2 separate regions of the Homo sapiens genome follow, and region 2 is linked to region 1. A link is a loop called in an ENCODE intact Hi-C map of the cell type or tissue named here. Cell type or tissue: GM12878. All regions are shown on one strand. Links, peaks and the distances in the headings refer to the core of each region. The heading gives the core; the rest is flanking DNA. Region 1 overlaps LINC00616 (long intergenic non-protein coding RNA 616). Region 2 overlaps SLC7A11 (solute carrier family 7 member 11).

Region 1 (9,890 bases), core at 1,284-9,283:
AAAATTCAACATCTTTTTTATGATAAAAACGCTCATCAAATTAGGTACAAAAGGAATGTACCGCAACACAATAAAGGCCATGCAGGAGAAAACCACAGTTAGCATCATACCTAACGGAGAAAAAGTGAAAGTCTTGCCTCTAAGATCTGGAACAAGACAAGGATGCTCACTCTTGGCACTACGTTCAACATAGTATTGGAAGTCCTTGCCAGAGCAATTAGACAAGAGATGAAAATAAAATACATATAATTAGGAAAGTAAGAAGTAAAATGGTCACTCTTTGCTGATGACATATTCGTATATATAGGAAACCCTACAGACTAAATTAAAAAAAAAAACTTGTTGGAATTAATGAACAAATACATTAAAGTGGTAAGATACAAAAATCAACATGCAAAAACTAGTCAAATTTTTGCATGCTAATAACAAACTATCTGAAAAAGAAAGAAAACAATCCCATTTATAATAGTGACAAAAATTAACATACTTAGGAATAAATTTAATCAAGGAACTAAAATATGTGTACACTGAAAAGTTTAAAACATTGATGAAAGAAATTGAAGAAGACCCAAATAGATGGAAAGATATCCTATGTTTGTGGATTGAAATAATTAATAGTTAAAATATTCATTCTACCCAAGGTGATTTATAGATTCAATGTAATTACTGTAAAAATGTCTGTTTTATTTTTCATAGAAATAGAAAAAAAAATGCTAAAATTCATATAGAATAACAACAAACCTTGAATAGCAAAGGCAATCATGAGCAAAAAGAACAAAGCTGGAGGTGTCACACTAGCTGATTTTAAACAATACTAGGGAGTTCTCTAGTAATTAAAACAGCATGATGCTAGAAAAAAAAAAAAAAGACGTATCAACCAGCAGACTGGTTGAAGAGAGCCCAGAAATCAACCAATGCATGCACAGTTGATTGATTTTCAACAAACCTGCCAATAATACATGGTGGAAAAAGGATAGTCTCTTCAACATATGGTGGTGAAAAAACTAGATATCCACATGAACAATATTGGACCCTTATCTCACAGCATAAATGAACTAAAAATGGATTAAAAACTTAAACTGAAGACCAGAAACTGTAAAACTACTAGACAAAACACAGGGGGAAAACTATACAACATTTGTCTTAGCAATGATTTTTTGGATTTGACACCAAAAGAACATGCAACAAAAGCAAAATAGACAAATGGAGTTCTATCAAACTAAGAAGCTTCTGCACAGCAAAGGAAACAATTAATATAGGGGAACAACCTATGGATTGGAAGAAAATATTTGCAAGCCAAACATCTGATAAAATGTCAATATTCAAAATATATAAGGAGATCAAACAACTCAATAGCAAGAAGACAAAAAGCCCAATTTAAAAATGGGCAAGGGGCCTAAATAAGCACTTCTTAAAGGAAGACATACAAATGGCCAACAGATATATGAAAAAATACTCAACATCACTAATCATCAGGGAAGTGCAAATTAAAATCAGAATGAAATATCATCTCACATCTGTCAGAATGGCTATTATCAAAAAGATAAACAATAACAAAGGTAAGTAAGAATGTGGAGAAAAGAAAACCCTTGTACACTGTTGTTGGGAATGTAAACTGGTATAACCACCTTGAAAAACTATATGGAAATTCCTTAAAAAACTAAAAATAGAATTACATGAGGCAAAAACCATATTTCTAGGTATTTACCCAAATATTTGAAATACGTTTGTTGAGAAGGTGTGTGCACTCCCATGTTCACTGCAGCAGCCAAGTCATAGAATCAATCTAATTGTCCATCAACAGATAAATGGATAAGGAAAATGTCGTTTATATACACAATGGAATACTCTTCAGCCTTATCAAAGAAGGAAATGTTATTTGCATGTATGCAATTGGAGAACATTATGCTAATTGAAATATGACAGGCCCAGAAAAACAAATACTGCGTGTTCTCGACTATATATAGTATCTTAAAAGAGTTGAACACATAGAAGTAAGAGAGTAGAAAGTGGTTATGGAGGTTGAGGGATGGGATAATGGGGAAATGATGATCAATATGGGTTTTTTTTAAATATCTATTGCACACTGTGGTGGATATATTAATAGTTGATAATGGAGTATTCTACATTTCAAAATTGCTGAGAGTAAATGTCAAACGTTCTCACTACCAAAAAATGTTAAGTATTTGAGGAAACGGATGATTTAACAAGTTTGATTTAATTATTCACATTGTATTCATGAATCATAACATCATATTGTACTCCACAATTTTCTACAATTATAAATTGTGAATTTACAATTCTAAATAATGAGAAAAATGAATATATGGCTTGTCTTGGTGTTAGGAACAAATTAGGAGATTTGTCTTAGTGTTAGGAGCAAATTAGACAGATTTTTCCTAAAACCTCGAGCTAGTTTTGAAATCATTGTATTTTAAAAAAAAATGCACCTATAATAGTCATTTCCTTTTCATTTAATAATATACTATACTTCTATGTAACATTTTGACTTTAGGATACTAAAGTATAAATAAGATTAGATAACTTTAATTTTATGTGTTATTATTCATACTCTGCATTATTAAAAATGTGTAAAGGGGCTAACTTGTAAGATTAAGATACCAATTTTTTTAAAGCAAGAAATTAAAGGAAAATAGGAAAACTGAGATAAATATTAAAACATAAAATGCATCACATAATATCCAATATACTTGGTTGAAAATCTGACCTCAATTTTCCTGTTAATACGGAAAACATTTAAGAAGGATTTTATTCCTTATACTGTAGGATTTTTCCTATACATCTTACTATGAGCTTATAAGAAATATATACTTCCAACATGATATATTTAACAAAAGAACAAAATAGTGAGAAAAGATTGTTAAATCAAGTATGAAAGCAAACTAAATTTTAATCAAAGCATAACATAAATTAGTTTTCGGGTCCAACTTTTAGGTGGTATGATATATCTCCTGGTTGTATGAGGAACAAATGAAGAGAACATTAAAGTGGACATTTGCATATTTTTGTGGTAATATTTATTCAGCATCCCTCATATGCCTTGAGATTATAGTAAATACTTTTATTATGATAAATTTTTCAGATTGATTGACTAGGTTCATGAGGAACTATAAATAAATATTCAATATAAGCTGAATATATCTAGTTATCTCTATAAAACATATGGGAATGCCAGTGATACTGGCCAGTTGGGAGAACATCCAGAGGTATATTTGGATACTGATGCCCCTTTTCTTTTTCCGTAAGTCATGCAAATATTCTCTGTTCTCAGATGTTAGTTAAAATAATGTTAACAATGTTTATTGAGTAACAGTTATGTGTCACAGTATGTAGTTGCTACAGTTGATATTAAGAAAGAGTAAATCCATAACTTAAGGTGCTTATAATATATTAAAGGTATAAGACAAATTTAAGAATATAATACACAATCTAGTAAGGAAGGCTGTCAAGAAGTATCAACAATGTCTGATACAGTGCAGATGAGGGAAGGATGGCTTCTTTTGAGGGACAGAAAAAAAGGTTTCATGGAAGAGGTGATATTTGAAATGGGTCTGGAAGAATTGATATGATTTGAACCAGAGGATAAAGGTGTTCCATGCAGAAAGAATGCCATCATTCTAAGAGCCCAGGTGGCATTCAGTTCTGTTCACATCCTTAACTCTCTGTCCCCAGACCCCAAAGAAGCAGTCACAATAGGAAAAGTCATTTCATTTCTACTCTTATTTACAGAGCTTTAGCCTGCATCTCACACGCTCCAGTTTGAAGCACGTGTCCTGTCCTCTCTCGGTGTGCCTGGCTTCATTAAGGAATCCTCATTTTTGTAGCACTCATTAAAACTGACAACTTATTTGGATGGTCTGCATGACTTTTCTCATCAGCAACTCTGAGAGTTGCTCTGACTCAAATCACTTCCTAGTGCCCCAGCAGCTGCCTATTGATAAGATTACAAGGGATACCTCTTCTCTATTCCTCTCCCTCCTTTCCCCCTGAACCAGGCATATAACATCCCACACTCCAGACTAGTTGACTCCAGGGCCCTGATTTTCTACCTGTCTGGGGTCAGGATAAGATAATAGGAAAGCACCATATAACACAGGAACTGTGAGTAATCTAGTTTACTAGGAACAGGAGATACACTCAGGAGATTGGTAAATTGTCGGCTGGAAAGATAATCTAGGCTCATATTGTAGAAGTCTTTGAGTGACAAGCTGAGAAAATTGTATTTGATTTGATAAGAAACGAGAATCCAATGGAGGATTTTGAGCAGAGCTTACTGTTTGCATTTAGCTCTCTCTCTCTCTAGGTACTGGGTATATGTATGAGTGTGTGTGTTCTCCATGATATATTCTTATAGGAAAAAGAATAGGGTCTATTAGATTTTCTTTGCATAGTGCCACTCACAACTGTGTGCACATAAGAAAGACTTTGTGGAGATGAGGATGATGAGGAAATTTGGGAAAGTTTATTAGACCACAGGGCTTTGCAAAATGTCACATTCATAAAGGGCTCAAGCATTCCTGAGAGGGAAACATAAAGATTGTCAAAGAGAAAGTAGGCAATGCCAGTAAAAATGGAATAGGTATTTACCCTGTGGAAGTCTTTAGTTTTAACTGGCAGAGACTAGATGGAAACTGAAACAAATCTCAGAGTTTCATGCTCTGCTGACAGCAGAGATGTGGTTCAGTTAGCATCTTGCCGAGTGTTTAAAGGATGTGAAACTCTTGCAGTTTACAGTACATTTGGCAGCTCCCTGTTGGATAATCTTTTTTATGTGTATTCTGTTTAGAAGTGAATTCTACACCAGTTATTTTAAGTATTAGTTTTTAAATCTGTTGCTGTGTTAATTATAGCAAGGACAGCAGCAACACAATAATAGGCTGATGGGAATGTTTTATTTAATGAATCAAGGAAATATCCACCAGGGCTGTATAGAAATGGCAGTGGACTGAAAATAATCAAATATGAATGGGTTTAGGTAGCCAATGGCACTGACAGCTTATGAAGCTGAACACCAGATTTTTTTTTTCCTGCTGTAGTTTATGTGAGAGTCACTGAAGAAAATAACCCTTGGCATGATTATATTTTCTTGTGGAATGTAACTAATTTCACAGTGGAATAATTTTGACAAGAGTTCTTAGTTTCCTTCCATATGTTTTATTTCATTTTTTTAAAAAAGAGGCCTTTGCCCTGGCACATTTGAGTGCTATTGAGCACCATAGGAAAACTTTATTTTTTGTGCCAGAAAAAAAAAAGAAAGGTGAGTCACGGTAAATTGCTCTTACACAACTGCATGCTAGCATGAAGACCTCAAAACCAAACAAAGCAAGAGGCCATCTTGACTCCTCATCAAGGTCTGAAGCAAAGTGAAAATTATGGATGAACATTTAATATTAAGTTCCACACCTTCCCTCTGCCCCTGCAGACCAGGTATATAACCACCTTTGTTTTAAAGACAGGTGGAGGAGTTACTGTGTTTTCATTCAAATACATAAACATTTGAAAAGCCATAGCATGAGAATAAGTGGCTGAAGTTATAGAAAATTAAATAATTTTTACCCTTTTCCTGTAAAAAGCTATCCTACAACTTGTATGTACAATATGTAAGGAGGAAAATAAAGGATACCTAGCAGTAGTACTGATTGATGTTGGATTTTTTGAAGCGCAGGCCTTTCATTTCCTTGAATTTTCCATTGATTTACTTCAAAGTGTCATTTCAAAATAGCTTTCTGGGACTAGGGATCTTGGCATGAAATCTTCAGTATGTTCTAGGATACTTTATTCTGGCACTTATTTATCTTATAGATTAAAAAGAAACTTAGAGCCTTAAATGGTTGGTTATGTGAGCTTGCCTCTTCCACCTCCACCCCATACACATAAACACACATACATAGGCACACACACACACACATCTTTTCCTGCTGATATTTTTAAATTGTACTCCGAATAAAAACCAGTTGTCAGGCCTCTGAGACCAAGCCTGCACGTATACATCCAGATGGCCTGAAACAACTGAAGAACCACAGAAGAAGTAAAAAATAGTCAGTTCCTGCCTTAACTGATGACATTCCACCATTGTGATTTGTTCCTGTCCCACCCTAACTGATCAATTGACCTTGTGACATTCCTTCTCCTGGACAATGAGTCTCAGAAGCTCCCCATGGAGCACCTTGTGACCGCCGCCCCTGGCCGCAAGCCAACAACTTTCTTTAACTGTAATTTTCCACTACCTACCCAAATCCTATAAAACTGCCCCACCCCATCTCCCTTTGCTGACTCCTTTTTTTGGACTCAGCCCGCCTGCACCCAGGTGATTAAAAAGCTTTATTGCGCACACAAAGCCTGTTTGATGGTCTCTTCACCCCTACGCGCGTAACACCAATCTGCTGAATAATTTCTGCTTGTTGTAAAGGTAGAAAATAATTTTTTTCTCTACTTTTTCTGAGTTCTTAACTAGTCCCTCCAGTAACAAAAGATAGATTAAGAGGAGAAAAACAAATAGAAGTTTATTAACATTTAATCCTTAGATACACATTCATTCTAGATATTCACAGAAATTAGTCAATCTCAAAGATGTGGGCTTAGTTCAGGCTTAAATACCATCCTCTACTGAAAAAAAGAAAAAAGAGAGTTGGAGGACCAGTAATGTGGCGGTAACCAGGAAAAGCATGGAAAACAAGGGTAAGGTTTGTTATGCAGATTTAAGTCAGTGCCTTGTCTATTGATAACAATCTCTAATGATTTAAAGTCATTCGCTCCTGGTACAGAGAGGAAGACACCCTTACCAGTGGAGATTTTCTTTATAAATGTAAATTTCCCTTTACAAAAGGGTAACCTGTACTCTATTTTTAGGGCTTCTCATGTGTCTGTGGTACCTTCAAATAACCAGCTCAAAATAATCCTTATGCTAAGGAGTCATATTTCAGGGTGGCATATTCTGGTCTCCTACATAATTGATTGAACTAAATATCAGTAGAATAGGAAAAAGAAGAAGTAGGGCCACAACAAAACAAAGCTGTAAATGCTGTTAAATGTAGCTAATACCAATGTAATCATTAAAAATTTAACATGAATTTAAGCCCAAAAGAAAAAATAAGCACACAATAATTCATTAAAAAAATTTGTGGTTCATGTTCAGTACCTGGTAAGCTAATGTACAAGAGGCATGAAAAGTTGAATAAGATACCTGCTCTTGAGATCCTCAAAGTCTGATAGCAAATGTAGAAAGAATTATGACGTAGTATGGTGAGTTCTATAATAAATTACACCTGCCTTTGCAAAAATTATAACAGTGAGAAAATTATGACAGTGAAAGAGATCTGACCTAACCAACTTCATCTTGCTTTTAGCCTCTAAGCTGCCCTTGTTCATTCCTGGGAGAAGGCCAAGCTAACTTTTGGAGGAATTTCATTTATACTTTAACTTTGAAACAAAGATGACAACAGTTTCTCCTGACACAAAATCCCTCCTGGCCTGGGAACCAGACTGCCTTTGAAAAACTAACAAATTAGCCACAAGATTAGAAATTACAGCTCAGGAGTCATGCAGCCAGAGGCCACAAGATCACCAACCCCCTCAGTTGCTCCTATAGACAACATTACTATTGTAAAACCTAAGCTTGGTGTTTGTGGTATTTCTTAGGAAGTACATTCCGATGGATCAGCTGGCGCCACCTAGACTGGTGAACTGGCTCATCTGGTCTTGTTGTCCCCACCCAAGAACCTACTCAGTGCAAGAGAACAGCTTCAACCCTCGCAAATTAGCTTTAAAAAACCCTAGCCTCCAAATTTTTGGGAGGCTGCTTTGAGTAATAATAAAACTCTTGTCTCTTGTTTAGCTGGCTCTATGTGTATTAAACTCTGTCTTGTATTTCCCTTGTCTTGATAAATCAGCTTTATCTGGGCAGCAGGCAAGAAGAACCAGTTGGGTGGTTACAAAATGAATAGTTCACAGGCAGTGATGGGGCTCACATCATCCCAAAATATGATTGTAGGAGACCAGTATATACAACCCTAAAATATGCCTCTGTGGCATATTATTTTGAGAAACTGCAGACATAAAAGCAGCTCTGAAAAGTTGATCCTTTGTAAGAGAAATTGACATCTATAATGAAAATCTCTATTTGTAAGGGTGTCTCCCTCTCTGCACCCTGAAGAGAGAGATGAGTAATTGGAGAAGATATTGACTTAAATCTGCATAACAAACCTTATCTTTGTTTAAGGTGCTTTTCCTGGTCATATCATAACCAGGCCTTTCCCCACATCCTTCTTTCTTTGTTTCAGAGAACAATGGTATGTAAGCCTGAAGTTTAAATGCTTTTCTTTGAGATCTACTCTAGAGAATTACTCATTTCCTAGCTGTCTCATATAAAAATATACATGTTAATAAACGTGTTTATTTTCCTGCTATTAATGTATCTTTTGTTAGAGAGAGTCCCACATGAGAAATATGAATTGTAGGGAAAATTATTTTTTCTCCCCTACAACAACTAGAAAGTAAGGAGGGTTATTAGTAGCAGAGTCAAAAAGAAGAAAGCATACACTGGAAAAAATTGTAACTCATATAAAAACAAAACAGATCTAATTTTCTTAATATGTAAAAGGTTTCCATAAATGAGTAAGACTAATTACCTACTAGAAAAATGTGAAAATTATATAAGCAGATAATTCATTAAAAAGAGATACACATAACCCTTAAAATATGAAAAGGTGCTGAACTTGAATCATAATGAAAGAAATAAAACATAAAATTACACTGCAATAACATCTCTCACCTATAAAGATTGATAAAGATATGTAAGTTTGATACACAGTCTTATCAAGAATGTGGGAGAAATGTGAACTTCACATATTGCTTGAGAAAGTATAAATTGGTACAACACATATGGAGAATAAATGAAAATATTTACCATAATTTTATACTCTCTGATGGAACAATTCCAATTTATTCTGTGAGTATACTAGTATGTTTTTGCAAAATGATATATGTGTTACAGAAAGGGGTCCCAATCCAGACCCCAAGAGCAGGTTCTTGGATCTCATGCAAGAAAGAATTCAGGGCAAGTCTACAGTGCAAAGCAAAAGCAAGTTTATTAAGAAAGTAAAGTGGGCCAGACATGGTGGCTCATGCCTGTAATCCTAGCACTTTGGGAGGCCAAGGTGACAGATCACTTGAAGTCAGGAGTTCGAAACTAGCCTGGCATGGAAAACCCCAAGTCTACTAAAAAAACAAAAATTAGCCAGGCATGGTGGTGTGCACCTGTAATCCCAGCTACTCGGGAGGCTGAGGCAGGAGAATTGCTTGAACAAGGAGGCGAAGGTTACAGTGAGCCGAGATCATGCCACTGCACTCCAGCCTGGGCAACAGAGCTAGACTCTGTCTCAAAAAAACAAACAAACAAACAAAACAAAACAAAATTAATTAAATAAATGAAAGTAAAGTGGTGAAAGGACAGCTACTCCATAGACAGAATAGGACGTTCCTGAAAGTAAGAGGAGGAACGTGTCCACCCTAGTTACAATGCTTGTATATATATGTATATATATACATAGGATAAAAATAGATCTTGGGGAGATGTGCTCTGCTACAAGAGTTTGTGATAAAGGATTAATTTTATTAATTACTATATTTTGCAATAATTGATACTATTATCTTTAAAGCAAAACTATGAATGCCTTTGTTCTCCAGATAGCAGGATATCTGGACACTCCCAAGTCTGGGTCTGTTTCGTAAGCATTATTAATTTGTTCCCTTAACCATAAACCTCTAGAGGCTAAGGATGCCTCATTTTCTGGAAATGTAGCCCAGCAAGTCCCAGACTCATTTTCCTAGCCCTCACTCAAAATGGAGTTGCTCTGGTTCAAATGCCTCTG
Region 2 (9,890 bases), core at 1,262-9,261, 76 kb before region 1:
GGACAGAATCACATCTTCAGAAGACAGGAGAAGAGATTGTAAAGTTGGCATCCTATTCTCTCCTGTGAATGACAGAGCAAAATAAATGCAGAAACTTCCTTAGGATGCTCTGTTACATGAGCAAGTGGGCTTAACTGAGTTTTCAAAGAATTCTATTAAACAATCTTTAGGGATTAGCTTTATGTGCTAAAATTATTAAATAATGAACTTTCAAGAAAACGAACTTTAGATTTCATTAATTCAACACCCTTGTCAACTCATGGGGAAGTGTAAGTCCAGAGAGATTTGGTAATCTGTGTTTCTGCTAGTGATGGGGACATGACTAGACCCAGACTTTTCCATAATTCTGTGAAATCAAGTGAATACAAATATCAGAGACAGAACTCCAGAGAAAAGATGTCACCAAAAGACAATTTACATTTGGGATGGTATATATAGACATTTTTCTTGGTTGTGGGAATTTAGAGTATAAAGCTGAGGGAAATGATGGAAGCAAAGAGAAATTAAGAGATGGACAATTGTATGAACCACTTTTGTTTCCCTTGGGCAGAGAGTCCCTGAGCCATTAGATAGTGGCACTTGACTTGAGAAAAATGTTCCTAAAGAGAGGGACATGAATCTTTGTAGTCTAAGAAAAGGCATTAGTAAATACAAAATGAATGCACAAAAGCTTATTTTTCAAAAGTTTTAACTTTTGAGCTGAAAGATAAAAGATCACAACATTTCCATTTCTGCGGGGAATATGAATCTTTATAAATGGACAGCCTGAGGAGAGGAGAGGGAGGGCTTACAGGAGGTTCTGCCATTCTGAGAGCCTTTGTGACCTTTTCAGGAAACTGTCAACTGTTCCAACCAGGAGTCTTCATCACCACTTTCTTGACAGTGACATATTATCTCTCTGAACTGGCAGGGTGCTTAGCCCATCAACTCTGTTTTTTTCTCTTTCCCACCTTTCCCTCTGCTCCATTCAGCTGCTATGTCATGTCCTCTGTGGCCTTGGCATGTGGATTTACCACTTTAACTAAAGCCAGGCCATTTCTATTGGCTTCCCTATCAATTTTATACTTTTCCTACTAACATTAGCTTCATTTGCTAAAATTATTTTTCCCTTAATTACTCTAAGAGTATGAATAGAGATTTATTGCAGTGAAAAATTATTTTCAATTTTAGGGTCAAATATGTGCATACATACCTATATAATCATTCATATTTAGGCATTTTATAAAGCCAACTCATCTATATTTTATTTATTTATTTAAGATGAAGTCTCACTCTTGTTGCCCAGGCTGGAGTGCAGTGGCACAGTCTTGGCTCACTGCAACCTCCGCCTCCCGGGTTCAAGCGATTCTCCTGCCTCAGTTTCCCAAGTAGCTGGGATTACAGGTGCCTGCCACCATGCCTGGCTAATTTTTCTATTTTTAGTAGAGATGGGGTTTCACCATATTGGCCAACCTGGTCTCAAACTCCTGACCTCAGGTCCACCCGCCTCAGCCTCCCAAAGTGCTAGGATTACAGGTGTGAGCCACTGCACCAGGCCCAATTCCTATATATTTTAAACTATAGGAAGCCAGCATTGGGTCCACAAAGTGATGTAAAGACATGACTTTGAGCATCTAGAACAGTGATTTTAAAACCTACCTCAACTACTGGAACACATCTTTCTTTGATAGAATGTCAATACATAAAACTAGTAAGAGAGGACTCATCTGGTTGAAATGAGTGAGAACAGGATAGTCTATAATCCCATTGCTTATCTTATATTCTAATTCCCAGAGCACCCTACTTGAAAGCCAGTTGTTTAGTTGATCACTAGATATCAAAGTGAAATGATCAATATTAGTTGCACTTGCCTTTTTTGGTCAGAAATGTTGGAGGCAATTTTGGGTGGTAGAAGCAGTAGTTCGTTTGGTGGGATTGAATGTCTCCATGTTTACTTGTTTCATTTCTTATTATGCAGCAGAAATGTGATGGGGCCTGGTTGTGTGTGTATAGTATAAGTGTTGTCAGTTCCTTCTAAGACATGCGTTTACTGTCTAAGGGAATTTTGAACCTCATTCCCATTTACCATGCCAAAACATATATATCTATTTTATGTTGCCTTGTTTTTAGCATAAGAGTATATTTACTTAACGTTGCTTGTCTTATTATGAGTCCTTGGGCAAAACAAGAGGCAATTGTACTTTGTTCTTTGTTGGATGGGTGGCAGTTTTCAGAAATGCAACAGATTTTTAAATTTCAAAATAGCAAACAATGGGGTCTATCTTTCCTCTGTTTTGGGGAAGTAAGAATAATAATTATTTTCTCTCCTAGCTTTTAAAGATGAAAATCAGTTTTTATTTGATATTGTAATTTAGGACATCATTTTAATAATTTTATATCATATGCTTGTCTCATAAATAATATACTATACAATAAAATTTAATGAGGACCCACTTTAAGTCTTGTATAGACTAATTAAAAGCTACAAAAAAGTCTTGATATAATGAGGTCCTTCATTCTTTTATTAGTTAGAATAATGCTAGCTGTTACAACAGACAACCCACAAAATTTCAATGGCTTTAAACAATCAAAAGTTTATTTTTAAAAATTATATAACACTCCATTATTGGTGTCCCTGGCCACCAGTAGGCTTTCACGTTTATTCTGTGACCCGTATTCCTTTCATCATGTGGCTTTGTCATGCTATAGGTCCTTTGCAACTAGCTCACTCAGGAAAAGAATGTCACAAGGTGACACACTTAACCACCTTGGTCTTCAATGACACATCTACTCACATTCTGTTTGCAAGAATGAGTCACTTGCCCCTCCTAGATAAAAGAGGGGCTGGGAAATGTGGTGTCTGTTTTGGTAGCTGCTTCTCATAAATAACTTATACTTTGGAAAGAGAAAACAGACTTTTGGTGAGTAGTTGGTTGTCTGAGCTGTAAATCTGAATCTTAGAAACACTATTATAAAAATCGTTTACCGAAATGTTGCATTATCTTAGTGTTGTGTAGACCAAATCCTGAGGAAAATAATAAATTTTTTTAAAAAATTAAAAACAACCTAAGAGATACAAGAATTGAACATCAGTGTAAAATTTAATTTATTACTATTAAAATATTTTGTGTTCTTAGTTTTTTGTTAGTATTTTATTTAAAACCAATTTTGCTTTTGTACACTAGAACTTCCCTACAAATATGTTTGTGTTTATCCATGATAAATATGGATAACTGTAATGTATCTGGAAGACAAACTCTAAGTCTTTAGAAAATGAGAAAAAATGAGATGCAGACAATGCAAATTTTTTGTGTGTATGAAATGCAAGCAAATGAAAATTTACTCTCAAGCTACATTTTGCTGAATAATTTTATTTAGTCATGAATTTATTCTAATAGTAGAATAAAAATAATGAATAGATAAAACTGCTTATATTTATGTTTCTGATTGCTTATTATTCCATATTCCTGAGTTGTGAGTTTTCATTTTAGTTCATTTCTCTGTGTGGTGGTGGCTAAGAGTGACCCTTCTGGCCATTTTTCTATGTGGCTTTGCTGCACTTTTCTCCTTCCTTTATGCATCTCTGCACATTTTTCCATGAGCTTCCTTCAACCCTGCAGTCTTTTAATCTTTGTCTGTTCATTTCTTACATCTCCCTACAGGTCTCTCTGTCTTCTCTTCTTTTATGGAGTTCTTCATCTGTGGACAATGGAGAATGGTGAGATTTAGATTAGACATCAGTGGTATTGAAATTTAAAATGTCTCAGTGAAAACACCCATAGCCTTGCCGTGGTTCAGTAAGAAGCAGAGGGCAGGTGTTTGATGCTGGAAATCAGTGAGATCACTGTGCACATTTATGTAACAATATGCTCGGCCCATCACTTTGTTCAGCCTTGGCCCAGAATCATCATTAAGCATGAACATGAACCACAGACCTTTAAAAAATGTTCATAAATAGGCTTATTGAATGTTTTCTTTCTCTTGCTATATTTTTTTCAGTGACCACCTATGCCTTCCCTGCAACTATGTGCTATGTCTCTTCAAATACATTTCATTTATAATGTTTTTAATAGCCAAATTCCCACTCAGTAGAAAACTAGAGTTACTGCCATAGCACTAAATGACAGTGAGGCAAAATCACTGAAAACACACAAAGAAATGTGTGTTCTTCTACAGATGCTCTCAGTCATCTGTAGTCCAATTTTTTTCATGTCTGGAAAACTATTTGTTTTCTTGAACGCTTACTTGTACTTCAATCCCTGCTAGAAATGTCAGAAATCAGAGAGGCAGATAGGACTGTTCCATGTCAAGGGGTCTCTGGAGAGTTTAGTGTGAGCAAGAGTCAGGGAAAGTATGTCAAAATGTATGGAAGAAAACTCATGTGAATGAAAAATACGGATAGCTTTTCTTTGAAATGTACTCATTTACTTTTTTTGTCTGCAACACATGACTGAAGTTTGAAGGGTAGAATAAAATTAACAGCTGTGGTAATAAGATAGAGTACTTCTGCAAAAAAGTAAATTGGTGGGTTGAAAAGAGAGAAGTGAGAGATGTTTGCGTCATTTCTGGGTCAGACCTACAGAAAAGCTTTCAAGGTCTTTACAGGGTCACTGTAAAGAAAATGTGAAACAAGTATGATTCAAAAATAAATGCTTTGAATCAAAAGGTACTTAATATAATTATAAGTACTTTATGTTGAGATAAATTACAGCTCCATGTCAATTGTATGTAAAGAAATAGTCCCCAGTTTCCCTTTATGTTTTAAATCTTACATTTTAAGGTATTTGCCATTTTTTGTTCTTCTTAATTTTTTCTCTTTCCCTCCTTTCTTTTTTTCTGAATGCCAAGTACATTTGTTAAAATATTTAGAATTTTTAAATAGAAATGTGAAGCATCAACCATTTCTCTCCAGAACACACAAATGTAGGTTTTGACAGAACTGCCTATCCTCATGCCTAGCCCCACAGCACAAAGACAAGCTTAGATGCCCCGGGATCCATGAGTTCTGTAGTCACCATTGTATGTGTCCAACAGAGGGGAGTGTATATGATCTATTTGGACTTGCACAAATCTCAGAAGACTGTATTCATGTTATAAAATAATCTTGAAATATCCTAAATTCAGACGATTAGAGAATTACTCATGTAATTCAGACCACTCATGTGGGCTGAATGTCAGAAATCCTTCTAACCTTCAGGTCTCCTTGACTTCTCTGGAGAATCAAGCTAGGTTTACTCATTTCATTTTCATAGCAAGGATCACTTTTAGCGAAAATGATGCACTGGAAACAATAGTCATTTCTGATGCTCCATGATAGAGTTGCAAAGCATGCTTTAAAAAATGCACCTTATTCTGCATTATTTGCAAGTTTACTTGTGGTGTGAATGTTTTTTCTACTATTTCTACTATTAGATGTGAAGAAAAGTATACTTGGCTTAAAATGTGTCACACCATGACAATTAGTCTTCTAATATTTGCCTCATTTATATAAAATATAATACATGTTTGTCAGCATGTAAAGGTCCTGGGGGCCTTGTACCTAGAGTTAAAGCAGGCACAAAGCAGCCATGACATTGTGACAAGATATACCATGCGTGTGGAACTCAGGGCCAGAAGAGGTGGGTTCTGGTTCCAGCCCTCCCGCTTACTACTTTTGTGACCTTGGTTATGTCACTCAACCTCTCTGAGCCTTGGTTTTCTTGTTTAAAAATTGCGGGTATTACTTCCTGTTTCCATGGGTTGTTGTAAATTTTGTTTGCCCATGCTCCTTCTCATTCCACAAACGATTTAAAATGACATGCATATATTTAAAGATAAAATAAGATGTATTTGCCAGTGCTTTGTAGATTATACAAACATAAGTTGCCTGCCATCATTATAGGGCCATTTTCATTTCTGGGGAGGCCTATCACTCGGAACAAAAATGCTTCTAAGCACATGTTTTAGAGATTTCCATTTAACAATTTCAAATAAAGCAAGTATGTGTGACGTAGACTGGTTGTAAGTGCCAATTTAAAATAAGCCCATAAGAAAAGAAGACTATCCAAGACCTTTTCGACTGAAGACCATTTACAACTAATAAAAATAGCAGACTCTCACATACTTAATGCCTGTTAATTGAAAAGAGCATATATGACAAAAAGCTGTTAGGATTAAGTAACTCTTGTAAATGGTATTTCGTTAGTCATAACAAACATGTACTAACATTTGAGAAAGAATAGAACTTAATTTTGTTAAGAGTGAGTCATTTTTACTCAGCTTAAAAATTATGCTTTTGTTGCATTTAGGATTGGTGGATACCTCACAAGAACACAGAGGCTTTGAAATATCCGTGGCCTACTGGTTCCTTCCTCTAATTCCCTTCATTATCAAGTGCCATTTGCCTTAATCTTGGGTTACTAGTAATGCTATCTGCGCTGTGCGTCTAAAGCCTCCAGAAAGATTGCTCAGGCATGGCCTAATAGCTTTTATCAGTTCACCCAGTGGCTCTTACACTTTGATACCTGAAACCTAGAGTTAACTGTGTAGGACCAAGCTCTTCTGAAGGAGTCAACTGCTCTCCTCTGTCAATAATGGCTGTTTATGCCAAAACAGCCAAGAGAACCTCCCCACCCCCTTCCCTCTGTCAAAGTGAAATGGAACCTAAGAATGGAAGCTAGTGGCTATTTTGCCATACCCCAACCAACTTGCTATTGCTTAATTCCATCTAATTATCAGCTGGGCGTCGTGGCTCATGCCTGTAATCCCATCACTTTGGTAGGCCGAGGCAGGAGGATCACTAGAGGTCAGGAGTTTGAGAACAGCCTGGCCAACATGGTGAAACCCTGTCTCTAATAAAGATAAAAAAATTAGCTGGGTATAGTGATGGGTGCCTATAATCCCAGCTACTGGGAGGCTGAGGCAGGAGAGTTGCTTGAACTTGGGAGGCAGCAGTTGCAGTGAGCTGAGATTGTGCCCCTGCACTCAAGTCTGGGCGACAGAGTGAGACTCTATCTTAAAAAAAAAGAAAATTTTTTTAAAAAAGAATAATTATAGAGAAATTACTGGATATGCTGTGCATTGCAACAAGATTAGACTCTTTCTCCTTTGTTTATATTTTAAGCTGTTATTTTTCTCACTAATATCTGTGTAGTATATTTGGCTGATAGTAAGATTGTTAGTCTGTTTCTGTTTATCTGAGGCATGGTTACCTTCCCTCCTTCTCTATAAAAAAAAGTTTTTTTAGGGAAATTTATTGTGAGCTTCTGTTTTCTTTTAAATAATACATAATTTTAAAATTCTATTTCCCAAACAGTGAAACGATTTGAAAACATTCACTTGACATTACAATTCATGTTACACAGAAAAGTGATAAAAATCATGAAATCAGTTTGCCCCCTTCTTTATGATAGATAAAACTGTAGTGTTAAAGAATACATGAGAAATACTAGTTTGATAAAAGCTCTAATAAACTTTATATTAAACAACCATGATTTTCCTTAAAAGTAATAGAGTTGAGGGACCCACATGCTTGAAAGTGAATACACTTTGGTGGTCCAAATGCCCGAATTTCAAGGTAGGGTGTGTATGCACCTGAATTCTGGGGCTTCCACTTACTAATTGTGTATCCTTAAATAGTTATTTAAGCTCTCGAAGACTTTATTTTTCTCATATATAAAATGTGCTGATGTTCCTAACTCACAGAATTTTCTAAGGACAAAAGGAGACACGTATGTAAAGTGCCTAATAAAATGTTGGGCACATAGCAGCCCAATGGTAGCAGCTGCTCCTGTTATTTTTGTTATTAACAAACAGAATGAAGGGAAACCAACCTAGAAGGTTAGATTTTCTAGGTTCCCTTCTGCTTAGATCAATTTAGGAAACGGCCCTCAGAGAGACTGTAATGTCTAGGCAGGAAACAGGCAGGGGGCTGACTTGGAGGAGCTGGACTGGGAAGGTAAATTCTATGCTGGGAGAGCCACAATCCCAAATTTCAGACTTACTTCTTTCTGCTATTTTGCAGCATCATGTGATGTGACCGTACTCTCTGTTTTGGATAGGTTACTTCACTGCAATTAATAATGTCACTTCATTTTTTATCAATGGAAACTTTATATACCTTAAGCATATGCTTGCAAGGAACAGAGAGTCTTTTTCTCTTCTTCTTTTCCTCTCTTCCTCTCTCCTCCATAGAAAGAATTTACTCCCCATATGGGGATCTTATAAAAGCTGAAAGGATTCAAGGTCAAAATAATACACTGAGTGGTTGAAAAGCTGTGTATACACCTTCATGTTCTCCTTCTTACCCTTTTGCATTTACAATAGCCCTTCTTACGAAGAAACAGAATTCATCTTTAATTTGCTTTATGCCATTTATCCTTTTATATTTGATTGGCTCAGTGATTTTCTTTACTTAAATGTAGCATTTATCAACCACAACTAGCAGTGCATGTTATAGTGTTAACAGAAAATTCCACAGGACCCTCTTCACACTAGGGAAGGGGACCATCTGCTACTTTCATATTAGGATGTCAGGATTTAGAGGTCAATGTGTTTCCTCATCAAGGCTGAAGGCTTTGGGAATCCGGGGAAGTGTCAGGCTCCAAGCAGCATAATGAATGACAGTTGCTGACTGGCTAGGCTAGCATGTTTTCAACAGGGGATATCGCTGTTCGGTATAATGTGCTGGGACTTAGTGTGCTAAAAACACCCAGCTTGGGTAGTGAGGCAGGCTGTGCCTTTTCCCCCCTGATTCTGAACTGCATTTTCATCTTGGAAGAAATTATATTGAGGTCTTCATTAGTGGCACCCAGCAGGGTGAAGGCTCCGTGAGGGCTGATAAGCACTATGGCTGAAAAACGATCAGCCTTTGTGCAGGCAGTTGAAGGTTTAAGTTGCCTGAACTGGAGAGAGTCTGAAGAGGCGATTATGTTAAGCAAGTAATGTGTATTGGTAACGTGGAATCAAATTATTAGGGTCAGTAACTTCCTGGCTTTCCCAGTGCATTAAATGAAGACATAATATTGCATTTGTGTCGGGTACTTCTTGATGCCACATAATGTCAGCACTGTCCGGTCGTCCGTACTTCACAGCATGTCACCTCTAATTTCATGGGATTATCTGCGCTGTTGCATTATTAGATACTCACGATCTTGAGCTTCCTTTGAACTCACAGCAGGGCAGTGCAAAGTCATTATTGTGAACACTTCTGTGCTTTCTTGTCTTATATACAAAATTATGGCCACATTTAGAAAGGTAGATATATCCCACTATCATACTTCCAAAAGTGTGCGTTTATTTGGTGGGAATGAAAGCTATTGATGGAAAAAACATTGAATGTGAAAAGTGTTTTAAAGGACTAGTGTTAGAAAGGTGTCAAGGCAGTGAATTAGTATTAGAAATGTTTATAGGACAGTGGTTCTCAAAGTGTGGCCTGATCAGCAGCCTCAGAATCACCTAGGAACATATAAGGAATGCAGATCCTACTGAATTGGAAACTGTGGGGTGGAGCTCAGCAGTCTGTGTTTTAACAAGCCCTGCAGGTGATTCTGATGCATCTCAAGTATGAGAAACACTGCTGTAGCATTTACGGAGTACATGAATGACATAAATCCATATGTTCTGGGGTATAGCAATAGACAAGACAGACGAAGTATCTGCCCCCATGGACCTTATTAAGTTACAAAGGAATATGTGGTTTTTTGCCCTGATGAAATGTTTATACATACCCAACAGAGCCTATAATTATTGTAGATACCATTATATTCTTCATTTGAATTAGCCTGTTATTTTCTTCGGTATCAGAGAATGGCTAACAAAAGATAATGAATAAGTGATTCCTTTGTGCATTTCAGAACCATTCCCCTTGCAATATGTATATCCATGGCCATTGTCACCATTGGCTATGTGCTGACAAATGTGGCCTACTTTAC

Evidence for each region. A loop is a pair of places that touch in the nucleus more often than their neighbours do. Peaks named below come from ENCODE experiments on the same cell type or tissue, not always from the same donor. Only the 100,000 strongest peaks of a DNase experiment are listed, where the experiment ranks them.
Region 2: a loop joins it to region 1, with 2.1 times the contacts of the local background. A loop is called at or near these places in 4 of 110 quality-filtered maps.

Annotation. Positions count from the first base shown.
Region 1 is chr4:138,109,429-138,119,318 of GRCh38, reverse strand. The region is part of intron 3 of LINC00616 (long intergenic non-protein coding RNA 616); the gene reads left to right. The region is part of intron 3 of SLC7A11-AS1 (SLC7A11 antisense RNA 1); the gene reads right to left. Among named protein-coding and RNA genes, the nearest start is that of LINC00616, 16 kb to the left of the region's middle. RefSeq lists an enhancer at 5,200-6,109. In GM12878, for the core only: no CTCF peak of the experiment used is centred there; a DNase peak (open chromatin) is centred at 4,678.
Region 2 is chr4:138,185,167-138,195,056 of GRCh38, reverse strand. SLC7A11 (solute carrier family 7 member 11) reads left to right here. Exons shown (of 12, transcript NM_014331.4): 7 at 9,813-9,890. Among named protein-coding and RNA genes, the nearest start is that of SLC7A11, 52 kb to the left of the region's middle. RefSeq lists an enhancer at 4,329-4,388. In GM12878, for the core only: no CTCF peak of the experiment used is centred there; DNase peaks (open chromatin) are centred at 2,755 and 4,496; H3K27ac peaks cover 2,577 bases.